Linked DNA regions of Mus musculus: regions 1 and 3 are each linked to region 2. The links are chromatin loops, found by intact Hi-C in ENCODE. Cell type or tissue: gastrocnemius. All regions are shown on one strand. Region 1 holds the start of Tdrd7 (tudor domain containing 7). Region 2 overlaps Tstd2 (thiosulfate sulfurtransferase (rhodanese)-like domain containing 2). Region 3 overlaps Tdrd7 (tudor domain containing 7).

Evidence for each region. Hi-C counts contacts between places; a loop is a spot of excess contacts. Peaks named below come from ENCODE experiments on the same cell type or tissue, not always from the same donor. Only the 100,000 strongest peaks of a DNase experiment are listed, where the experiment ranks them.
Region 1: it touches region 2 in a loop (6-fold over the local background); 12 of 42 quality-filtered maps call a loop at or near these places.
Region 3: a loop joins it to region 2, with 2.8 times the contacts of the local background. A loop is called at or near these places in 2 of 42 quality-filtered maps.

The regions. Positions count from the first base shown.
Region 1 is chr4:45,968,191-45,976,190 of GRCm38, forward strand. It overlaps Tdrd7 (tudor domain containing 7), which reads left to right and starts at 4,107. Exons shown (of 17, transcript NM_146142.2): 1 at 4,107-4,246. In gastrocnemius, a CTCF peak has its summit at 3,971; a DNase peak (open chromatin) is centred at 4,069; H3K4me3 peaks cover 2,148 bases; H3K27ac peaks cover 3,085 bases.
Region 2 is chr4:46,122,234-46,130,233 of GRCm38, forward strand. It overlaps Tstd2 (thiosulfate sulfurtransferase (rhodanese)-like domain containing 2), which reads right to left. Exons shown (of 10, transcript NM_173033.3): 4 at 6,994-7,114; 5 at 2,667-2,792; 6 at 1,810-1,915. Among named protein-coding and RNA genes, the nearest start is that of Tstd2, 12 kb to the right of the region's middle. In gastrocnemius, a CTCF peak has its summit at 4,495 (motif pointing left); a DNase peak (open chromatin) is centred at 4,491; H3K27ac peaks cover 370 bases.
Region 3 is chr4:46,005,402-46,013,401 of GRCm38, forward strand. Tdrd7 (tudor domain containing 7) reads left to right here. Exons shown (of 17, transcript NM_146142.2): 7 at 1-299; 8 at 2,054-2,240; 9 at 5,389-5,500; 10 at 7,665-7,867. Among named protein-coding and RNA genes, the nearest start is that of Gm52728, 11 kb to the left of the region's middle. In gastrocnemius, a CTCF peak has its summit at 3,171; no DNase peak of the experiment used is centred here; H3K27ac peaks cover 315 bases.

The sequences.
Region 1 (8,000 bases), 150 kb before region 2:
GAAACTCAATTAAGAGAGCAATAGGTTTGGGGGAAGGGCTGTGAGGGAGGTTTCCAGAGGAGTACCACCCATGACACTGAATAATGTCACAAGCCAGTCCCTGAAGTTCACTGACGGGATGGAAAGTGACAGAAATCCGAGTCCTGTGGATGTGTTTGGGGTTTTCTTTTTGGAGACAATATAAAGAAGCGACAGATGTTCTGGATAGAAGGTGAGATAGCAGCGCTTGAAGTGTCTCCAAATGCCACTTGAGATGTGGAAGGGGGGATTTGCAACCCTTCCCAGTATTTGTGAGGTGGAGAATGAAGAACGTGTGGATCTTGGGTTGTGTTATAGACCTGTCAGATAAGAGGGAAAGGGCTATAGACACATGCTTGAAACCAGGCCCTTCCTGGTCTTGCTGAACTAGTATAAAGAAGGGGAGGTACAGTGCTCCTCCAGGAGCCCTGGATCCTCCCGCCTTGGCCAAGTGTCCTGGGGCCTCCCGTATGGCTCTGTTTAAACAAGTAGGCTGGCAGGATGAACAACAGCAACAACAACAAAAATGCATGGAGGGCTTTTAATGGAGGGTTTTGTTTTTGTTTTGTTTTGTTTTGTTTTTTAAGACAGAGCCTCTCTAGGTAGCCCTGGCTGCCCTGAAACTTGCTATGTAGACTAAGCTGGCTTGTGAACTCACAGAGATTTACCTGCCTCTGCCTCCTAAGTGCTGAGTTAAAAGGTGTGTACAACCACACTTAACTTGGTGGAGGTTTTTATTGCTCCATCCTTTTTAGCCTGGGATGAGGCGGCAGTGGGGTCATCTTTCTCCCTACACTTGGTCCTAGCTTTGTACCTTCTTTCCACGATAAATTCCCTCTGGTGAAGTCTCCAAAGGCCCAAATGATCTACCAGGAGGCTGTCCCTTTGCAAAAGCCACGTATTCAGGACTCTGGGACCTCTCTGCAGCCTTGGAAATGAGAGATGTGTGTGCTTTTTTTCTTGCATAGCAAGAGACCTGCCCATCTGCCTCTGCCCCTGGTGACCTAGGATGAGTTTGGTCTTTCCGTGGGGGAAGAACACCTTTGGACTGCATTCTATCTATTTTGAAATACTGACCTTTGACTCTGAGGTTTCCCCTAAGGGAATTTTTAATGTGTGGAACTTGACTCTGTAAAATCCTGTGTATCTGTGTTGCTCTCATATGTTCTGTCTTACTGTTCCATAAAAGGATAAGAACCCCAAGTCTAAAGCATAGCCAGTTTGAGCTGGGCATGGCAGCCTGTAATTCCAGCACTTGGGACAGTTCAATGTCAGTCTCAGCCACAAGACAGGCTCCTGTCTCAAAAAAAAAAAAAAGTCTTCATTTTCCCGAATTCCAGCTATAAATCGAGCAACAAAACAAGATCATACAACTTCCTTGCTGCAGTTCAGCTTCTGAGGAATCCTCCTGATACACCTCAGCTAAATCCACCTACAGAACAGGAGTTTTGCCCATTGTTCGAGAACAAATACAAAAGCCACTGTGTACAGGAAAAGATGCTCCACGCCATCATGGAGAAAGGCGAGTTAAAGCCTCAATATGAGACCGGTCCCTCAGTGCCGCAGCGGCAATGTTCCACCCTTACAGGGTCAAGCTCCATTTTAAAAGCCTGGTGATGCTGAGTACTGAGAATGAGTGGACTCATGCTTTACAGGGGGCGGAGTCGTGGATAAAAATGGGAGTACAAAGAGATGTGGCCACTTAAGATTGCACTTTGACATTCACATGTAATTATGCATATAATTATACATTATCTATGGTTAAATACACATAAGCATATACTCATATCCATAAATATATACAATCAACAATACATTTCTCCTACATCCTGACATTAATTCTATTCCCTGGTATGTATGTGAGAAAACCATTTGACTACACAATGGTTATTTATAGGTGCTTGGACCAGAACAGGCCCCCCCCCCCAGACTAGAAACAACAAAAATGCACACTAAATTCGAGGAATAAACTAGTTGTGCATAGCCATACAGTGACAGCCATCAACAGGAAGTAACTATTGATAAGCTCAACAGGAATGAGTCACGAACGCATTACACTAAGTGAAAACCCAGGCACAAAGGCTGCACATCCTGCGGTTCCCTACATATGGTGCTCCTGAGAAAACAAAGCTGAGGGGACTGAACTCTCACCCAGCTGCCAGGAGTGGTGGGAAGAGGGAGGGAACAGGGCTAGGTAGAAGGCTCAGGGAACTTCTACAAATAAAACTAGTTATGCATCTTGATTGTGATGGTTGTTGCGCAACTGGATACATTTGTTAAAACTCATCAGACTGCCGTACTTAAAAATATTTGCTTGTGGCAACTATTCGTAAATAAAGCTGGTTATGGAAAACTAGCTGCAGCACATGACTTTTCTTTGTATATCGGATACAGCAAAGGGGGGGACATATCTATAAGCATAAAGGACCTCAGACTTAGGGTTCATGCACATTGTTTCATGATTTATTTTATATACAGAATTCAGTATTGCCTAATTCCCTATCCCCACAGCCATCCTCTCAGTTCACTGATGCTGTTTTTACCCTTCCCTCCATCAGAATGTGGAGCCAGGGCATGTCAGAGTATTATTACAGAGTCCAAATAAAGAGCTGGCTTTATTCTAGGTCTCTGGAAGCCACTGTCATGTTTAGTTTAGCGGACAGGGCAGGGAGAAAGACATCTGAAACAGACTGAAATAGAATCAAGGCAATGTAGAGAATTCTGTTTCAGAGACACTTCGGCAGCTTTAGGCAGGGACCAGATGTGAGATTATGAAAGAGAACAGTGTTCAAAGAACACCCCTGGTCAAAGCCTTAAGACAGAACCTACTGAGCACAGGATATCCGGCTTTTCACGATCTCCTTCCAGTCTATTCATCGCCTACTGCAGCTTCCCAATGAATGCAAAGTTCCTTAAGCACAAGGTTTATAGGCCCTATACACTGTTGCTATTTGTCAGCAGGTATTGAGTCTGTAACAGTTAATTGTCTGCTCACCCACTGAAGGATGTTTATGCTATCTCTGTGTCTTTAAGTATTGCAAGCAAGGCTGATTTAAACATCCTTGTACGGGTCTGTGATGAATAAGCCCTTTCCTTTCTCTTGGGTCAATACCAGGGAGTGGAAACTCAGGGAGCCAAGGTTATAAAGTACTAGTGTATGCAACGACACAGAAGAGTCTCAATAGAATTCTGATGAGTGAAGAAAGCCAGATCCTCCCCCTTAATGACAATACATATGAAATAATTATATTTATATAAAACTCCAGAAAAAGCAAGAGCTCTATAGTAAGTAAGTGGGCACTTACAGGACTAAACGGTAGGGAATGAGGCAAACATTATAGAAAGAGAGAGAACTTTGAGGGTGTGGCTATGTTCCTCATGTTACTATCTGTGATTGTTTCTCTGTTGTATGCATACCAAACACATGAAAGTGTACATTTGAATCGTGCAGCTTATAGTATGGCAAGTGTACCTCAAACTGTTAAAAAAAATTGCTGATTGAGTAAGCAGCAGCAGGCTTTCAGCAAAAATATACAGAATGATGCCAAGTTTTCACAACGGGTTAAAGCAATCCAGCATTAAATAAATGTTAGTGGAATTACCGTGGAGTGAATAAATAGCAGCTATTCAACGTGTTTTGAATGAATTAAAGAATTTGATAAGTATTTATTTTATGCTTATTATATACTGGGCAGTGTTCTAGGATCTCTGCCCTCAAACAGCTTTAGTTTTAGAGCAGTGGATGAAAGCAGCGTTGTTACACACGCGTGAAGGGTATGTGGCAAAGCATTTTAATATAGTCCCCCTCCTCCAAAGAGTGACCTAGAAGACAGCTAAAGACAGACTGTCTAGAAGATGAAAAGAAGTATTGAGATGCTGAAGAGAACGAACTTTGTGGAAAGAGAAATAAATCCACACCCCGAGCGTCAGGACGGCGTGCGCACGCGCAGAAACCGCTAGGCGGCGTCGGTTTCCCTTCTCACACGCGGACCTCGAAGTGGGCAGCCGTGGCCGGAGCGCCTGCGTCTGCGCAGAGCTAAGCCGGCCGGCGAAGGGGCGGGGCGTGGTGCGACGGGGCGTGGCCCAGAGGGCGGGGCTTTAGGTGATTCCCAAGCCACGGCTCAGGCCGTGCGGGGAAACCGAAAGTGGGCGGCGGCCGCCCTGGCGGAGGGAGCGGAGGGAGCCGGGCCCAGAGGCGCGGGCTTGGGCCGCGGGTCCCCGGGACGAGGTGAGCTCGGTCGGGGCGCGACAGGTGCGGGCGACGCGGGGCGGGCTGCGGGACGGCAGGGCACGGGCAGGACAGCGGCTGGGCGCGGCGCCTCAGGCCCGGGCCTGGTCCCCGCCGTGGCGGGGTTCCAGAGCGTCGTGCGTGACGCCCCGGGACGTCCACCCAGCCGGTCGCGGTGCAGCAGGAGCTGCAGAGGGGGGCGTGGGAGGCGCGCAGCTCTGAGCAGGAAGTAGCTCCCGGTCAGGAGCAACCGGCCTCGGCCGCCCGTGCTGGGCAGCGGTACCCGAGCTCTGCGCAGTTGTGCCAGCCCCGCGGGCCACACTGCGGCGGCCTCCGCCCTCGAGACCGGCCGGTGCAGGCCGCGCACATCACACAGGACCTACACGTAGCCGTTCCTGTCAACCGTGAGCGCTGGGGAGGAAACAAGCATTCACGGAGAAGTTGTCTTGGAAGTCAAGTGGGAGCTGACAGCCTTTCTGCTCCTGTCCGCTTGAGGGTACATTTCTGTCAATATCCAGGGCTACCACTACCCAGTCATCTTGGGGAGCAGGGAAGAGAGGTGTGTATAGATGTTAAAGCCCAACCCCAAAGGATTCTGATACCAACACCACAAACTAACCGAGAAAACCACGATTCGTGTTGGTGGTGCCCACCTATGCTCTGCAGGTGGACGTTTGCAGAGAAGTGTTCTTGGAACTAGAAACGCCTTTAGTGGCAGAAGTGTAATTTAGAACTAAATCCCTGTCTCTTCCCGACCTCCATGATGTGGATGAAAATGTGGCATTCTACAGTGCGGCCTTTGCAGATAATGTATTGGAATCTGAGCTTCTAAAGCTTAAATGTAAGGTCGGGAATCAATTGCACCTCTGGTCTCTAAGTCTGCTCAAGAACCGAATGGGAATAGCTAACTGACCCTTTGAAGTGTTCTCAAGACAAGATAAGTCTTTGGCTCATAATAATAATCTTCTAAAGAGGCTTTCTATTTACCCAAACTGCCCATATTTTACAGGTTGGGATTTCAAGGTTTTTGATGACAGGGACACGCAAATTTTTAGGATAAGTTAGCATATAGTGTAGACTCAGCTGACGTAGGCGAGCTTCAGTTACATGCAAAGGACTGTGCTGGCCATAGAGCCCGCAGCTCCTCAGCCCTTCTCTTTGGTAGATTTTCTCTTTGCTAAGACAGTGAGGCAGCACTTGGCAGTGCCTTAAGATTTTAGTCCCTGTGGATTGAAAGTGGAATGTAATCCCTGCTAATACCCTTTTAAATGCGCCACATGAGACTGGCTGGGTGAGCTATTGTGTTGCATCTGGAGTTTAAAGCTCCTAGAAGGATCGCTCTTTTTAAGTTTTCTAATATTTGTTGGGTGTTTAATAGAAATGTAAAGAAAATGCACTTTATAACTCAATTCTGGGTGCCTGTTTTATGTTTGATGAAGTATAAATAGCAAAAATTAAGCTTTGATGTAGAGGAAAATATCTGGATGCTTTCATGAGTCAGGAGTTTATCGTTGCTTGGAGTGAGTTTGACTTTCTTATTTCTATGAATTTGCTTTTTCTTTGTGCCAAACTTGCTGTTTCTTCTCTTCATCCCGTCTCTGTTCTTCATTGTTTCCAAAGTTCCCCCATGAGGCCAAAGATGTCTTTTCAAACAAACAAAAAGTTGGGTTTTTTGTTGTTGTTGTTGTTTTGTTTTTTTGTTTTTTTAGTTGAAGTATGTGTCAGTCAGATAACCCAGTGTGATTTCCAGTCAGACGTAGTATTTCAGTCTGTGCAGCTTTGTCATGAGCAAGCAAACCTATAATGCCCATGAGAACTTTGAAGCTCATTACCTCTTCAAAGGATTAGAAGAAAGCAGAGAATCAGTGTGTAGTGAGAAATTTGGTTTCTCTGGGAAAAAAACAACAACAACAAAAAAACCCAACCAAACAAAAAAACCCAACCAACACCCTCCCCCCATCCACAGAAATATTATAGGAATATGTTTTTGTTTTAATCCCAGGTGTGGCATGGGGGACTGCTTTAGATTGTCAGCAGCAGCTCAGTTGTCTCATGCTCTAGCAGGGGTGTGATTTTGCCAGCTGTGGATAGTTTCTGCAAACATGTGACATTTGGAATTCTGGGGACTCTTGAAAGGGTATATAACTGTTAGAACCTGGAGGTAGGCAGGCATGGTTGCAGCGGCTGCTGTGGCTACTGCTCCTCTTCCTCCTCCCATCCCTGCTACTCCTCCTCTCCCCCTCCTCCTCCTGCTCCTCCTCTTCCTGCTCCTTCTTTCTCCTCCTGCTGCTGGTTGCTACTACTGGTTGGTGGTGGTTGTTGTTGCTCTTTGTTGCAGTTTGTCAAGTGGTCCTGTGCAGAGACCAGAAGAAGACATTGGATATCCTGACAGCAAAGATTAACGCCCCAATCAGCAAGAAGTCTAATGACATCACCACCCCCTTTCCCCTCTAGCCTTCTTCCTCTCCTACCTATTGTTGGGGAGTTGGGAGGGTGGAATAGGGGTGGAGAAGGGTGGAAGGAAAAGAAACCCACATAGTAGTAGACGTGCAGCTACACCAGTGGCTCTTCCCTTATTCATTATCCTGCACATAAAAAAGGAGACCAAAATGAATTGCTCAAAGAGGCAAGGGTGCTCAGTAGTTAGAGGTAGGGTTGAGACCCAGATCCCTGACCAAATCATCATGCTATGTAGATTCATAAAACTAGTTAATGAGATACTATGTAGTGGCCAAAATAAATAATATGAAATAACGAAAAAGAAAAACTGCTTCCTAAATACTTGGAAGGAAGATAATACTCTTTCTTTTAAAACTGGCTATAGGTAGACTTATTTAGGTTTAACAAGTAGACTGCAATTAGAAGGAAAACAGCCCCATAAGCTTGCACACAGTGCGTGTGGTGGTGCATACCTATAATCCCAGCACTCTGGAGGCCAATGGAAGGCTGCATAGGGAGACCTTGTCTCTAAAATTAAAAACGGAAAGCAACCCCACACACCTTGTAATATGGGAAATTGCTGGGTAAGGATCTTGGATAAATTCCTCCCCTCTCTGAGGCTGTTTATTGCTTTGTAAGATGAAAGGCTTGAGCTAGCCTAAGTGATGTCTAAAATTTTCAGCACACATCCTGAGGCTTTTAGATCCCCACTTGTAAAGCCCCAGAATGTGTCTTTCGGAGAGAGCAGCAGTCACCTGAAGTATATACTTAAATCAGTGGTTCTCAGCCTTCCTAATGCATTCCCTCATGTTGTGGTGACCCCCAACCGTAAAGTATAACTTTCATTGCTACTTCATAATTGTCATTTTGTGACTGTTATGGAGTCAGGATGCACAGACTGAGAGCCATTGCAGTAAGACAATGTTCAGATGTTTCAACATTGAGTGAGTAGCTGAGAAGCTAGGAGAGTTTACCCTAATAACCTGCTGTGTTTATTTGGGAAATTCGAATTCATGCTGGGAAAAGTGTTGTGGGAAAGACAAGACAAGTGATACAGTTAGAAATAGTTAAAAAAGAGAAACTTAACAGGAGAAAACCTACAGATGAGAGCCATACTAATGTCACTGTGGTTAGCCGATAGACCCCAGTCACCATAGGACACAAGAGGCATACAGATGCCTGCCTGTGGGATACTCAGTCCATGGTGGACAGCATCAGAAAACATCTGTTTCAGATGCATCAAACTTCGGGCTGTGTGGTGGTGCCCATCTGAGCCCCAGCACTGAGAATGCAGAGGCCAGAGACTCTGAAGTTG
Region 2 (8,000 bases):
ATGTTTTGGACACACTTTATTTATTACTGTTATGTAAGCTAATTTTACCTATTTCTGTTTCTACTAGAAACTGAAAAGTAATGCTCTGTGGCTCCCATATTTCTTCTAGACAGCAATCTCTGTGAGCAAACTCTCAGCCTCAACAGCAGTCTAGGGGAGACAAGTGAGCAGGAGACTACCCTTTTGGGGTATAACTAGCACTAATCCAAGACTGAGGAACGCTATACACAAATGATGGGTGCCTACAAACCTAGTCTGCAAGGCCAGCAAGGTGGGCCAGCAGGGAAAGGAACGTTCCTTCACGTCTCATGATCTGAGTCTGATCCCCAGAAGCCCATGGAGGAAGGGAAGAGCCGAGCCTCATGACTTCCACATACGTGCTGCAGATCCCAAGCCCATACATACACATAAACACAAGTAAGTGGGTACATGTTGACTCCAGGAGACAGTCACCGAGGACTACCCCAGGGATGCACTTAGCACATCCAGATTCTGAGAAACTCTACAAGCCAAATGACTGAGATCTCTGAGAGCCAATCTGCAATGGGGTAGCTGAATGTGCAAGCTCAAAAACACTGTTTTTCTTGTTAAAGGGATCTTATTTAAATTTGCTTTCCTTTATTTGTGTGGAAATCAGTAAACAAGCTCAGGTTTCAGTGCTCACCTTGCATCTTATTTGCAAGGCTCCTGTGGGCTAGTTGGCCTGTGAGCCTCCTGTCTCTGCTTCTACCACACAGCATGGAACTGGGATTGCAGCTTTGCATGGGTCTGGGGACTGAAACTGGAACTCAGGTCCCCATACTTGAGTGACAAGTGCTTTACCCATCTTCCCAGATACTCTTACTCAATCTTTTTTAAAAAAAATATTTATTTATTTAATGTATATATGAGTACACTGTAGCTGTCTTCAGACACACCAGAAGAAAGCATCAGATCCCATTACAAACGGTTGAGCTACCATGTGATTACTGGGAATTGAACTCAGGACCTCTGGAAGAGCAGTCAGTGCTCTTCACCACTGAGCCATCTCTCCAGCCCCCTCTTATTTAATCTTAATAGAATCTTAAATCATTAACAGCAGGAAATTCAATGACAAGATACTTATTAATCAACTGTTGCTAAAATGTTTTGGAGATGGTAACGGTTACACTTAAATGTTACTCTTTCTTTTAAAAGTGTTTATTAAAGGATTTATGAATACAATAACAGGATCTAGGATGAGAGAGAGGGTTGGGGTACAGAGGCCAGCTTGCCATGAATGAGCAGCTGCTGCGGCTGTGTGTAAGCATACGGAAGGTCACTCTATTATTCTCAGCACTCTAGTTAATTTTGCAAATGTTCATGGTAAAAAGTAAAACAAAACCAAAAATCCCTGCCAAACAAATGTCTTTCAGTCATCTATAGTAACCGCAGGGAAGCAGGGATCGAATGTTCGAAAGTTCTAGAATGCTACTTTGTTTTTGAAAGCCATTTGCTGACTGTGGCAAAAGCCCATGCATTCTTTCTGCTGATGAACTATTTGCAAATAACCACACAGCTTTCAGATTGCTCTCTCTAGAAAGAGGAAACAACTTCTTGCCAAACTATCACCAAGAAAAATGTGCTCTGGGTCTATAGGTGAGCTTTTAGTTACCATAAGCACCACAGAAGCCAGCCTAAGTGCTGGATGGACAAAGAGTTAGCCTCCCATGGCTATTTTAAAGAGAAGACTGACTACAGTTTTTGCTAATCAGGACTTAACTTTCTTATTTGTCTATTACACTTTATATCTATGACAAAAAGTAACAAGTCTTTAGAACATTAGCATACCGGGCTTCTTGTAGGAGACCTGACTGGGGCTGATCCCCATAGGCACGATCTCTTCAAACACACCGACTCGCAATTCCGGGAAGCAGTGAGACCCTCCTTTGCTGCTCTAACCAAGGAGAAACAAGACAGAGTTTACTTGTCCCACTGCCAGGTAAAGACAAATGCCATATGGAAGAATTATGGTATGTTTTACAGTGTGATAGCTGAGATTTTAAACCTTGAATTGGGGGCAGGAAGGAACTTTCAATGAAGATAAAGTTTAGGTCCAAAATGTTCCAGATAATTCAGCATGTTAATAAATGTTCCCTGTGCCTCTTCCATATGCAGGAACACTGTGTTTGTATGGCTATGTACATGTGACTCAGCACCACTGAGAGAGTCACACGTGATCACACACCAACTTTTGTTCTGGAGCAGTGACCACGAGTGTCTTGCTGTGGCCAGCATGAGAATTAGTAAAGTGTTCCCACCAGCTTACCACATACTGTGACAAAGCACACAGTACTTAGACACATCACCTCAGCTGAAAGAACCACAACTTTATTCTGATGTGGTGGCAACTTTAATTTCAGGTTTACTAAAACCACAGTTCACCGCAGAGATCTGTAAACCAGTCTTTCCAGGATTTAGATGCCAGCTTGTGTAACTGTGCCATCCTTATAGGAAGGGAAATGAGATCTGGAGAGGATTCCGACATGCCAAGTGACATGGCCCTCGACAGAAACAGTGACGAGCCCACCTGTTTTCCTGCCCTGGCTTGGAGCTCAGGGGAAAGGGGCTTGTCTGGCTCTGAGTGTGGCTCTGAGTGTGCTCTTCAATGACCTACAAGCAGACTGCTCTAGCTTTAGTTCTTTTACCTTAAAATCATCCTCGCTCAGGTAATCCTTAAATAATGGGCAGGAAAGCATGACTTCCACGTAGAGTCTGGTGGCCACTTTGCTTCCGCCAACAGTTCCATTGATTCCTTCAGTAGCAATCCGAATCTGAGACACAAAAGAGGAGAGGGGTGCTGTCTTGGCTTGGGTGTCTTCCCATGATAAACTAAAGGCCCCTTTCATGTCAGTGAGTGTAACAGGAAAAGCAGAGGCCCTGCTGTGGCCACCACAGTATCACAATATAGAGCACAGATGTCCCTCTGAAGCAGCGGGGCCTATTCAGCTTCTAGAGGCTTAGGAAGATGATGAGCTCCAGCCCTTCCTTATGGGAGGCCCAAGACGCTTACATAGGTAGAACGACGCCAGAAGTGGAATTAAAAAAAAAAAAAAAAGCAAAGCCCACTGAGGAAACTTTACCCCAGTCCTAAAGAGGGACCCTACTTGACAGTGGGAGTGCACAGATCACCTCTGCTTGGAGGCCAGGGAAAGCCTCCATCTCAAAACCATAGGCTGAATTCAAGTTCTCTTTTGCTCACTGAAGTGCCCCATGTCTGCATTCATGCCTGCTACGTGGTGGGTGCTAATGTGTAAGAGCACGTGTAGCCACATCTGCGGCTCTCTAGCTTCTCTAGGAATGGCACGTGAGAGCTGGGCCAGGGCAATCTGGGGGCTTGCATAGTGGGTTGTCCTAGTAGAGGAGATCCCATACATGAGTTTAAGATGGAGCAGCTTTATAAGGCACCATCCCCAGAGTAAGGCGCTAGAGCACACCAGCTGAGGACTCACACAGTCTCTGAAGAGAAGAGATCTGATCAAAGACCCTGAACTGTTACCATTATTCAAACATGAATGCAGCCAGATTGTAAAGTTGTATGTGGCCATTCATTTTCAGTGTCTCATGTGATCCAACTTTTTAGGCTATGGATAAACAACAGGATTCATCCTACAAGCCAATGCCAATTAACTGGTAGCTACCCAGAGATGAAGTATCCTAATTACCACTGACTCCTTGAGAAAGAGGGCTGCAGTAGGGTGAGGTGGGGTATAGGTGCTGCATTCCTTTAATCCCAACACTTGGGGAACAGAGGCAGGACAGTCTCTGAGTTCAAGGCCAGCCTGGTCTACAGAGTGAGTTCTAGGAAAGCCAGGGATACACAGAGAAACTGTCTCAGAAAACATACAAAATAAAATAAAATAAAATAGAGGCTGCAGTCCAGGGGAGACTGCTGTGGGTATGAGGCAGGGAACACAGGCCATCTCTGTGCTACAGGCTATGCACCTATCTATCACTAATAGGGACGACAACAACAAAAACAGCCTGAGACCAGCAATGTCAGGAAATCTGTCTGAAAACAGTCTGACTGGGTGATGGTGAATGTACATTTTTATGCGATTATTTCTAGGTAGACAGGCAAATTCTTTCCTATTTCATTTTAATCTCAGAAGCCAAATGCATGCCATACACGCATTCCCTACAGAGCCATCTCTAAACTCACTCACTCTCTAGCAGTACCTAGATTCTCAGAAAGTCCTTCAGACTTTGATGGAAAGGCCCTGTAACTAGGAAATAGACAAGGAACAGCTAGCACGGTGGAGCACCTGCTGAGAGACAGCACTCGTAACTGTTCTGCCATCTCTACATCTCACTCACAAATTTCTTGAGGTCATATGATGTACATCAAGGGGCATTCAGGTTCTCCTTTTCCTTGCCTAAGAACCAAGAATGTCAAAACCCAGTACTAAAATATCTCACTAACCTGGCCAAGTCTCTGATGTCTGAGAAGCAGGAAGATGCTGCCATCTGGTGGGCAGGACTGCTCACTGCTCGTGTGCCAGGAGAGGCTGGTCCTCCTTGACAAGACATCCCTTTTCTCTGTGTATGTAGCCTAGCCTGCTCTTGGAGTTGCAGCAATCCTCCTGCCTCAGCCTCCTAAGTGCTGAGATTGCAAGAGTGTACCATCACACCTAGCTTTAAAAAGCTCACCAAATAGAGACGGTGATATATAAATAAATAAATTAATTAATTAAAAAAAAAACATAGCACAAATAGTTACTGGTTTTGAAAACTATGTGCTAGGAGTTAGGGATACAGTTGTTGAAGAGTCCCCCACATCTCAGGCTAGAGGAGGTTAAGATGCTAAGAGACACAAAAAGACAAGAGCTATTGTGCTGATAGGACCCTGATATAGCTGTCTCTTGTGAGACTATGCCGGGGCCTAGCAAACACAGAAGTGGATGCTCACAGTCAGCTATTGGATGGATCACAGGGCCCCCAATGGAGGAGCTAGAGAAAGTACCCAAGGAGCTAAAGGGATCTGCAACCCTATAGGTGGAACAACATTATGAACTAACCAGTACCCCGGAGCTCTTGACTCTAGCTGCATATGTATCAAAAGATGGCCTAGTAGGCCATCACTGGAAAGAGAGGCCCATTGGACTTGCAAACTTTATATGCCCCAGTACAGGGGAACGCCAGGGCCAAAAAGTGGGAGTGGGTGGGTAGGGGGGTGGGGGGGAGGGTATGGGGGACTTTTGGGATAGCATTGGAAATGTAAATGAGGAAAATACCTAATTAAAAAAAATAAAACTTAAAAAAAAAAAAAGACAAGAGCTATAGAAGGCACACTGAGGAACATGAATTTGGATGGGAGGTCAGGAAAGGCCTCTGAGAAAAAGTCATTATAATAGAGATCTGAAGCTTCAGAAGAGTTAGACTAGACAGAGTGGGGGTGGGTATCAACTTTCAAGAGAATTCGCCTCAAAAAAAGGCAAACAAAACAAGACTCGGTGGGTCCCAGAAACCAAAGAACATGAGTGGGAAATTTCAGCCAAGGGCCCTGCTCTTGCAGCAGCCTAGGCTGTGTCAAGGGCTTCACCCACCTGTCGCTGCTGGAGCTGTTCTAACAAGATCATTCTGGCTGCTGCACTGGAGAGCAGATTAAGGTGAGAATCGGGGAAGTTACCACACAGACGAGATAGAGCATGGTCAGGGCGATGAAGTGGAAAAGAGAAGAAAACGGATACTTTCAGGACAGGGCGTGGGAATGAGCTGCACGGGTGGGTGATACCAGCACTTGTCAAACAATGTGGGCGTGGAAAACAGCACTGTCCATGAGTTTACTGGGGAATAGGAGAACCACAACCACCAGGTTCTCAGAAGGTCGCTACTTCTCTGATGGTTCATATATGCTTGGCCCAGGGAGTGGCACTATTAGAAGATGTGGGCTTGGAGTAGATGTGTCACTGTGGGTGTGGGTTTTAATACCATGGTCCTGGCTGCCTGGAAGTCAGTATTCTGCCATGTTCCTGCCTTTATAATGGACTGAACCTGTGAACCTGTAAGTCAGCCCCAATTAAATGTAGTCCTTATAAGAGTTGCCTTGGTCATCTGTCTGTTCACAGCAGTAAAACCCTAACTAAGACAACTTCCTTTTGATTTAAAATTTAAAAGTATTTAATGTGCATAGGCATAGCGCTGGAAGATAAGCCACAGAGGGCATTTTACAAAAGTAAACACCATCCTGTCCTGCAGAGGTGTGACCATTTGGGAACATGCTTCCTCTCATAGCACACACTCATAGATACCGGACAAACATGCAGTTTTAATTTCCTTTATTCTACAGTTTCCAATCCTTACAGAGCCTGTTAAGTGCTGAACCTTGTTCCAGCGCTGAGAATGCCCCAGTGAAGGCAAAGCTTCTGACCTCACGAGGCCCCCCCACAAGGGAGACAGGCTCTCCTCTCAGACTGCAGGAAGTCTTTAAGCAGCAGCAAAGGCAGGGCATGGTGAGGACCCTGCACACTGTACTGCTGAGGGAGCAGCACTGGAGTGGCACTCGCTCAGAGTACAGGAGGCCTGACAAGGAGGGGAGGGCCGCACAGAAGGGAAGGAGTAAATGTCACACCTGAGATCACCAGAGACCTGATTCTAGGAAAACCAAGGTGTGACTTGTAATCAAACATGCAGAATCTATAAGAGGCTTTGGAGTTCAGTACATTTCCCTGTCTCAGCTGACAGATGTATCAGAACCTAGCCATGCCCACGAATGTTTCCAATCTATAACAACAATGAATTAAAAAAAAGGTAACAAAACCTGAAATATTTACTATTTGACCCTTTAGGTATAGGGTGACTGAGGCCTGGTCTATAAGCAACATATCAAGAGCTGGTTTATTCTTTACCCTGCAAGCAGGGTTTCCCTCCTTTCGAGAACCCCCATGTGAAGACTTCTCAAAGAGCACAGCTCCTACAATCCAAGATTAAGGAGACAAGAAGAGGCTTGCAGGGCACATCTGGAGCAGGGCTTACCTTGCCTGTAAGGTGCAGGTGATGGCACAGAGCTGTCTGCCAGGCACAGACCCAATGGGGGTCCTCCAAGTCACAGTAGCAGTAATACAGGAGCACCTCTCCTTCCTCGTCACCCTGGCCACTACACAAGGAAAGTCAGAGGAGGGAGCATGTGAGCCACGTGAGCCCCACTTCCCAGTGCACCCACGCAGAGAAGGAGAGCACGGCCACAGGGAGCTACAGTTCCCAGTGCACCCAGGCAGAACTGGAGCCACAAGCAGCCCCACTTCCCAGTGCACCCAGGCAGAGAAGGAGAGCACGGCCACAGGGAGTCACAGTTCCCAGTGCACCCAGGCAGAACTGGAGCCACAAGGAGCTACAGTTCCCAGTGCACCCAGGCAGAGCTGGAGAGCACGGCCACAGTTCCCAGTGCACCGGGGCAGAACTGGAGAGCATTGACACAAGGAGCCCCAGTTCACAGTGCACCCAGGCAGAACTGGAGAGCATTGACACAAGGAGCCCCAGTTCACAGTGCACCCAGGCAGAACTGGAGAGCATTGACACAAGGAGCCCCAGTTCACAGTGCACCCAGGCAGAACTGGAGAGCAGGGCCACAGGGAGCCACAGTTCCCAGTGCACCCAGGCAGAGCAGGAGAGCATGAAGCTGGAACAACCTCTGCCTCCCTCCTATCTTTAGTCTCCTAACATAAGAGCACTTCTCTTCATATTTTCTCTACATAGTACAGTATCTGCACCAGACTTCTTACAAAAAGCAAACTCGCTTCCCTGTCCTCACTTAGCTCTCACACCAGGAGACAGGTATTATTAACCCTACTTTACAGGCAAGCTGGGAATTTGAGCCCACTGTGGCCTATCCTCAATCACAAGGCAGTATCTGGTTTGACTGGCTCACCATGAAAAACATTTTACTTCCATTTTTTCATGTAGTACACTTATCTATAGACGTGTTATTATTGGCCACATAAGACAAACTTTTCTATGTCAGCATGCTCACAGAGTAGCACTAA
Region 3 (8,000 bases), 120 kb before region 2:
GCCTCGCTCTCTGATGTGTGCACCATAAACTACATTTCTGGAAACACCCAGAAGGCAATTCTCTATGCGAAACTCCCATTGCCCACTGACAAGATCTTAAAGGATGAAGGGCAGGCACAAGGAGATTTTGACATCAAGTCGATGATTGAACAAGAGTATTTGCAGATAGAAAAAAACATGGCTGAAAGTGCTGATGAGTTTCTGGAGGACATAACTGTGCCGCCTCTGGTAATTCCTACCGAGGCCTCACCGTCTGTGTTGGTGGTTGAGCTGAGCAACACAAATGATGTGGTTATCAGGCAAGTTGGCATTTCTAGTTGTTCCGAGCTGTGCAGTGTTGTCACATGACCACTCCTGGCATGGATGCTGTGGAGGGAAGGAAGAGCAGCATCCTCAGGAGTCACAGTGAAGTGCAGGAGTGTGCTCACGTTTGTAAAAGGCCCAGCGTCCTTAGGAGAAATGATGGTTAATAGTTTTAAATGGGAATGATAATATGAACTTGGTAAAAGTTGTGTCATAAGCATCATGGCAACTGTGTCAGAAACATCAGCCTGGCCCCTTCAGGCCAGGTGATGCCGTCAGATCTAGGACTGTTGTGGCAGCCCTAAAAGGTCAGGGTAGCGAATTTCATCATACACTCAGATTAGCCAGTGGACCTAGAGCTGCCCTGCTGCCCTGAGCTTTTGGATGCCATTCTAAGAGATGTGTAGCTGTCACTGATGTGGCTAATGACAGCCTGAATTGACACTGAAGCACTGGATTACCATCCAGTGTGGAGCTGTGGCTGGGGAGAGGGAGAGAACATTGAAACAGAAAGCATCCAGGACCCTTCACCCCAAATGGCCCTCTGGTTTGTGCAGCCCAAGACCTATAGATAAACTAGAAAAGCACAGAGAATACCCAAACTAGATCCTTCCAGAAGGAAGAGCTTGAGAGCATTAAAGCAAGTGGTGGCCCAGCTGACACTATGAAGCCTGCCTAGTCTCCTGCTCTGCCACTAAGAAGGATCTTTAGAGGGACTTTGGCTTACATGGGGTTTTAGATGCAGCTTTGTATCGGTCACATACTGAGGATGGTCTGTGCAGATTCTCGGTCCCTGTGCTCAGGTAATTTGGAGACAGTGTATGAGCCTATACTGGGTACTGCCCACACTCACCTAGCTGTAGCACCAGCCCTTGTCCTCACTTGTGAGTGGAGCCATCCTTCTCTACTGGCTGCTGCAACTCCTGGATGCCTCTCCACATTTACTCAGTTGTCACCTAAGTTCAAGCCCCCGAGCCCCATGTCTCAAAGACTGGAACCCAATGCAAGACTGACTCCAGCCTCTCCTGAACACTTGCAACACACAGCAAATGTAGACGATGGATCTTGACAAAGTCTAACCCATTCAGGGATGAAGACTACACATCTTAAATTAGCTAGTTTCCAAAGAGTCATTCTTTGCATTGTGTGTGAAATGTCTTTGTAGCTTCCCTTTCTCTCTAGTAACAGGTAGGTTGGCTGGGCCATCTTCTGTCCTGCAGATAGTTACCAAGACCATGTGGAGCAATTTCTTAGAGTTTTCTCAAATCACCAGAGGCTCTGGGTAAAAACTGGAGAAATATAAGGACAAGGGCTCCTCTGCCTCCTCCCTCACCTTGGCCAGGTGATTTGAGGTCTCTTCGAGCTGCAAGCTTCATCCTGTAGCAGAAGTGTTGTCATTTCATGAGATGCAGCCTCACCAGGGTAAAGCCATCTGCCAGATCAAAGCAGCCTCATTCAAACCTGGAAGGGCTTATGGGAGCCCCTGTGGTGTTTCCACACACCTTCCATCTCCTGTCCTGGGCTCTCTTGCACCCTGCTTCTTCCTGGGGCCTCCAATGCCTGCTTCTCCTCTGCTGTTCTCAGGGCTGTCACACATCGTCACACTGGGCAGTGGGCGCCATAGTCCTATCTCCCTGTACTGAGAATGATGTTCCCTGAGCACAGTTCCTTCCCCTGCTGGGGTGAGCAGCTGTGAGCCTGGAACCCTGGGGTTTACTCACCCTGACTGTTGCTCCTCTCACCATTACAGGTATGTAGGCAAAGACTACTCAGCTGCTCAGGAACTGATGGAGGATGAGATGAAGGAGTTTTACAGTAAGAACCCCAGAGTCACACCGATCCAGACTGTGCACGTGGGGCAGCTGCTGGCAGTCAATGCAGAGGAGGATGCCTGGTTGCGAGCACAGATCATTTCCACGGATGAGAACAAGATAAAGGCAAGCTCAGTTTTGTTAGCATGAGGTAGATACGTTACAAGTTTTCAGATGTGATTGTTGTTTATTGTTCTTTCAAATCCAGTGTGACTTTCACCAGAAATTCCAAGTAGTGCCTGTGAAAGACTATCCCTTGTTAGCTCTTATACCAGTGGTAGTTATGATATCTCAGTTTCTTAAAGTCACAGAGTAAATGAAGTTCTCTGTGAGGGGCAGACTCAGATCTTATCAGAAGGGTGTTTCCCCACTCCTGGCACTGAGCAGCTCCATAAGCAGCTTCAAGCAGGCCTTCTCTGAAGAAGCAGCCACAGCAGAGAGCTGCCATTCTTCCTCCCTGTCTTAGCCTGAGCTGGGCTCATGCATCAGCAGGCTTTAGTACTTTGGGCAGCATCCTGTCTTGGTGATCAGCCTCTGCCCCTTTGCGTTGTACCTTCCATGAGGAGCCCAAGGATCAAGACTCCGTCCACAGGCTCAGTTTCCTTGAGAATTGTGTCCTTTTAAGCCTTAGAGCTCCCCAGACAGGGAGAAAAGTTGCTGAGCCATGGTGGGCTGCTGGCTTGGTGGCCACCTGAATATGTCACTTCTCCCTTTTTGCAAGCATGCTGTGAGTGACAGTCCTGTGTCCGGTGTCTCCCAGGCAGAGGACTGCTGCTTTTTGACATGGAGGCAAAGGAGCATAGGCCAATCACCAGGACAGGATGTGGCCGGAAGTCTTGGGGCCTACAGATGGGGCAGGACCTAAGAGGATTGAGAGTAACTCTGGGCGCAGTCCAACTCAAGCTAAGACAATGAGAGGAAGAACAGTAGCTCTCTGCTGAGACTGCTTCCTCAGGGAAGGCCTGCTTGAAGCTGCTCAAGTCTTCTTAGTCTCTTATGATATCCCTGGCAGCTAGGAGAAGTGTACAGGCACTCAGGTGGCACAGAGACCTGTGGTCACTTGATGGTGCCAGAGAACCAGAAATGGAAGCCCCAAGTGCCTGCTCACTGATTGCTATGGCAGCCTGAGATGCTTGCTCTGCTCTCCTGTAGCAAGGCACACGGGGTGAGGTGGCTGAGGCATACGGGCACATCCAAGGATGAGGGGTTTGTGAATTGTGATTGTCATATGTGTTATTAGCTGGGCCTGGTGCTGCAGCTCTGTAATCCAGCTACTTGGGAGGCAGAGGCAGGAGAAGCACAATTTCAAGGCCAACTTAGGCAACAACTTAGTAGGAACCTGTCTTAGAAAGTTACAGGATGTAGCTCAGTGGTTAAAGCACTTGTCTAGCATACATTAGGCCTTACGTCCAACCTCCAGTACCACAGAAGAAACAAAAATTTACCACTACTACCATAGCAATAGATGCAGCAGGCAAGTCAGTAAAGAAGTCAGCTGCAGACATAAACCCTGTGAAGACTTCGGAGTGGTCCTGCCGTAGCCTCTTGCTGGGCTAACAGTACAGCTTCACCTGCTCTGGAGTCTGGGTCTCACACTGCTTCTCATCATCAGCATATATAACATGGGTCCAGGAGGAGCACATCCAAGATTCAGGTGTAGACTGCTGTTCATGAAATTGAAACGTTTGCCTGAGTCTTGAGGCTTGTGAGAGGGGAAGAAATTGTGTGGACATGATGGACTAGAACTTTGGCATGGCCAGTGGTCTGGGTCCAGGCAGCAGAGAGTCCAGTATTGTTTCCTAAGGTGAGTCTTTGCCTCAGCAACCAGGCACACTCACCACATAGTCAGGGGAGTTGGAGGGCTCTCTGCCTTTCTTCTTCCTCAGACTCTGCCATGGAGGAATTGATCTTTATTTCCTGCTGGTGCCTGTGTCTTATTTTCTTCAAAAGACACAGGGACCTGTCTCTGTTGACTGGTATTTTCCAGGCAGTACTGCCTGCCTTTTGTTATTTGCTTTGTATTTTAGGTTTCCAATAGTACCAGATTCTTAGTTACTCTAAATCTAGGATAATAAAACGTAATGTTTCTAGTTGCCAAGAAAAAAAAAAAGCTTTCATAGCTTGGGAGACAGGCAGGCAGATCTCCAACCTGGCCTACATAAAGAGTCCCAGGCAAGGCAGGACTGCATAGTGAGCCCTTGTTAAAGAGAGGTGGGAGATTTTGTGGTCTTTAGGTCTTGGTGTGCTGCAAAAGTCATCTCTGTGTTAATGGTATGTGTTCAAGTCTCATTTCTGTAGCTATACTAAAGTATCCTGAGAAGAGGCGACTCAGGAGAAAGGGCTTACTCAGGATGCAGTTCTTCACTACATGAGATTTAAGTCTGGAACTAAGAGCAGTCAGTCCCATCTGCAGCAAGAGCAGGGAGAAACGAATGCACCCGTGCTTGGTGCTCAGTTTACTATACAGTCCTCTACTATATAGTCCAGGGCCCCAAACCAGGACATGTTGTTGCCCACTTTGAGCCTAGGTCTTCCTGTATTAATTGAGACTGTTAAGCTAGTCCTCCACAGATATTATACAGCTGTAGCACTGATGCTGATCTAAACTCACTGAGACTTCCCAGATGATTCTGGGTTATGTCCAGCTAACAGACTAAGAGTTAAGAGTATACCTGGGAGCTGGGGCCTCGGCCAAACTGAATGAAGATATAATCTAGCTTTGTGAACTTGAAGAAAAAATTTGGTTTCTCCCCTTTTTTAAAAAATAGAATTGTATGTTGTCCAGACTGATGTCACTGTTGTCCCTGACCAAAGCATCTCATCCCCTAGTACCACAGTGGCCAAGAGAGCAGGCTGTCATAGGTGCTGTTTTGGGGTTCTAACATCTGGCCAGTATCACAGGACTGATGAGCTCCTGGAAACAGCTGCTGTCCCTCAGAACAAGGAAGACTCCTAGCAGGAAGGATAAAGACAGGGAGAGGCCAGACAGCAGCAGAGGTGACCTTGGCAAGGCCCCAGAGCCTATTCTGCCTTGGTCTTATTATTCTGGTTGACTAAGGGGTAAGGTAGCAGACAAGGGCCTGAAATATGGGACCCTGAGGCCCAGCCTTTTGTCATCTGGGGTGCATCGGGGAGCCTTTTCTTTAGCTGTGGGAGAGCTGAGATGCCGCGTGATGACTATGGAATAAGACAGATCCAGTTGGATATATTAAGGTCTTAAACTAAGGCTAAGGACTTTTGAGTGTAGATGTGATAGGCTTTGCTCTCCCCTTAGGTGTGCTATGTTGACTATGGCTTTTGTGAAAACATTGAGAAGAGTAAAGCGTACAGACTGAACCCACGGTTCTGCTCGCTTTCCTTTCAAGCCACCAAGTGCAAGCTGGCAGGTAAGGGGCCGTCTTAGAAATCCTTTCAACACTGTACTCTTCGCTGTTGAATTTGGAAATGCTCTTGGTGCCTCAAGTGTTACACTTTCTTTCCCTCTGCCCTTCCGTTTGTTTGTTTGTTTGTTTGTTAGTTTTGTTAGTTGCTTTAGGTGAAGTCATACTATGTAGACCAGACTGGCCTTGAACTTAAACTCCTCCTACCTCACTTCCTCAGTGCTGACTTCCAGGTGTGGGCTGTCACACCCAGCTCATAATGTGTTTTTCTTGAAAGTTCTGTGAATAAATTCACACAATGTTCTTAATAAGATGTAGTAATAATGAAAGTGTTTATTGTCACATTGATTATGTAAAACATAGCTCATTTTATTGTATTGTAAAAAGTTTATCTAGCCATTTGAATGGCTTAAGTTTATTTTGTTTTGTTGTAGTAAGAGCCTAAATGACTCTGTAGCATGGGATTCACCCTGCTAGGTCCTGTCACTTCAGAGATAGGACCCTCAGCCTTCTCCACGGAAACAGGTGTGCAGATACACTCTGGTAGCAAACCCTTGTGCACCCAGACGAGCTGCGCTGTGGGTTGTCTGGTTCTTGTGCCTTTCCTCTTTACAGAAGCATGGGAATTTGTCCTTGTGCATGGCAGTAGGGGGAAGCTAACAGCGGGCCTGTGAGATGGATGGAAAGAGGCTTACACTTAACTCTAAAGGGATCACACTTTTTCTAAATTTTATGTATACACACACACACACACACACACAATGTATGTATGCCCATGAATACATGCTCCTGTGGAGATCAGAGGCATCAGATACTCTGTAGCTGGAGTTTCAGGTGGTTGTGAGCCTCCTAAAGTGGGTTCTAGGAAGCAAACTCAGGTCCCCTGGAAGGGTGGAGAACATTGGTAACCACTAAGCCATCTCTCTAGCCCTGAGATCGTTACATGAAAATGAGCCCTCTGCAGAAATTCCCCTTAAGCTGAGTATGGCAACCCACACCTGTGATGTGTCAGCATTTAAGAATAGAAGATGACAAATTGGAGGCCAGCCTGGGCTACATAGTCAGTTCCAGGTCAATGTGGGCTTATAGAATGAGACCTTGTCTCAATGAATGAAAGGGGGGGGGAGGAGAGGAGAGGGAGGGGAATTGAGCGGAGGGAGACAGACAGAGAGACAGAGACAGAGACAGAGACAGAGACTAGTGTCCCCACCAGCAAGAGTGAATCTTTGTCTCTGAAGGGCCTGACTCTGAAATAAGCCCAACGAGCTCTTAAGAGCCAATCATAGATTGTGGAATTGGTTTGAAAGGAATATATCACAATTGCAGAACAGGAGTCCAGATGCTGAGGTAAAAGGTACGAGCAGAGTCCCAGCACTAATCTTGAGAATGGACAGGGCAGAGGTCTGCCTTATAGCTTACACTCAAAGAGAAAAGTAGACAGAGGCACTGAAGTCCCATACAGAAATGGTGTTCTCATTTTAATTAGCTTAGTAGATGGACTTAAGAGTTGCCATATGTGTAAAATATTGAATTCCAATTGTCAGAGAACTGAAAGAGATTAATAATACTGCGCCTGAGCCTGTGGTGGCTGAAGCATCAGTCTCTTGATGAATCTATCTGTGGTGTCCTCAGGGTCAGGGGTAAATAGGAGGAGAAGGCGGAGGAGAGGGAGTGCTTCCGTTTTCAGTTATATAATAATATTATAAGGAAAAGTTGTACATGTTTAATTGAAAACAGAAAACCAGCATAGGAAAGGTATTATAAGTACATGATTTGCAAGAACAGGTTCTTGTTCATGTTAGTCTCGTGGTTTACGTATGGATTTGCATATATCTCAAAGGCTGCTCCTTTTGTGGTAAAGCTCTAATTGGTCATCAGTCTCATTACGTTAAGAGTACCTGCTCTAATTAATATGTCTTATAGTTTTTGGTTGTGAGCAGCCTTTAATGGCTGAGCCATCTCTCCAGCTCTCTAATGTGTCTCTTAAAGAGGTACACATCACGCCATTCATCTACAGATGTGTAAGGTAAATATTTCAAAACAAAACTTTCATTAAAAGTGTTATAATGCTGAGGTAGTGAGTATAATTCTGTGGTCTAAATGGCCTATGAACTCAGGCATCCATGGTGCTTCTGAGTAAGTAGAAATGAAGGCAGTTGCTGCTTTTCAGGGTTGGAGGTTCTGAATGATGACCCTGACCTTGTGAAGGCGGTGGAATCACTAACATGTGGGAAGATCTTTGCTGTGGAGATCCTGGACAAGTCAGATGTCCCGCTGGTGGTGCTGTACGACACGTCAGGAGAGGACGATATCAACATCAATGCCACCTGCCTCAAGGCAATATGTGACAGATCTCTACAAGTTCATCTCCAGGTAAGTGTGTGTGTGTGTGTGTGTGTGTGTGTGTGTGTGTGTGTTGGGTGGCCAGCAGAGTGCCTGTCTAGGGAGGCAAGAAAGAAATTCTGTTCAACATAACTAAGTAGCTTGTATTGGTTCAAACTTCAAG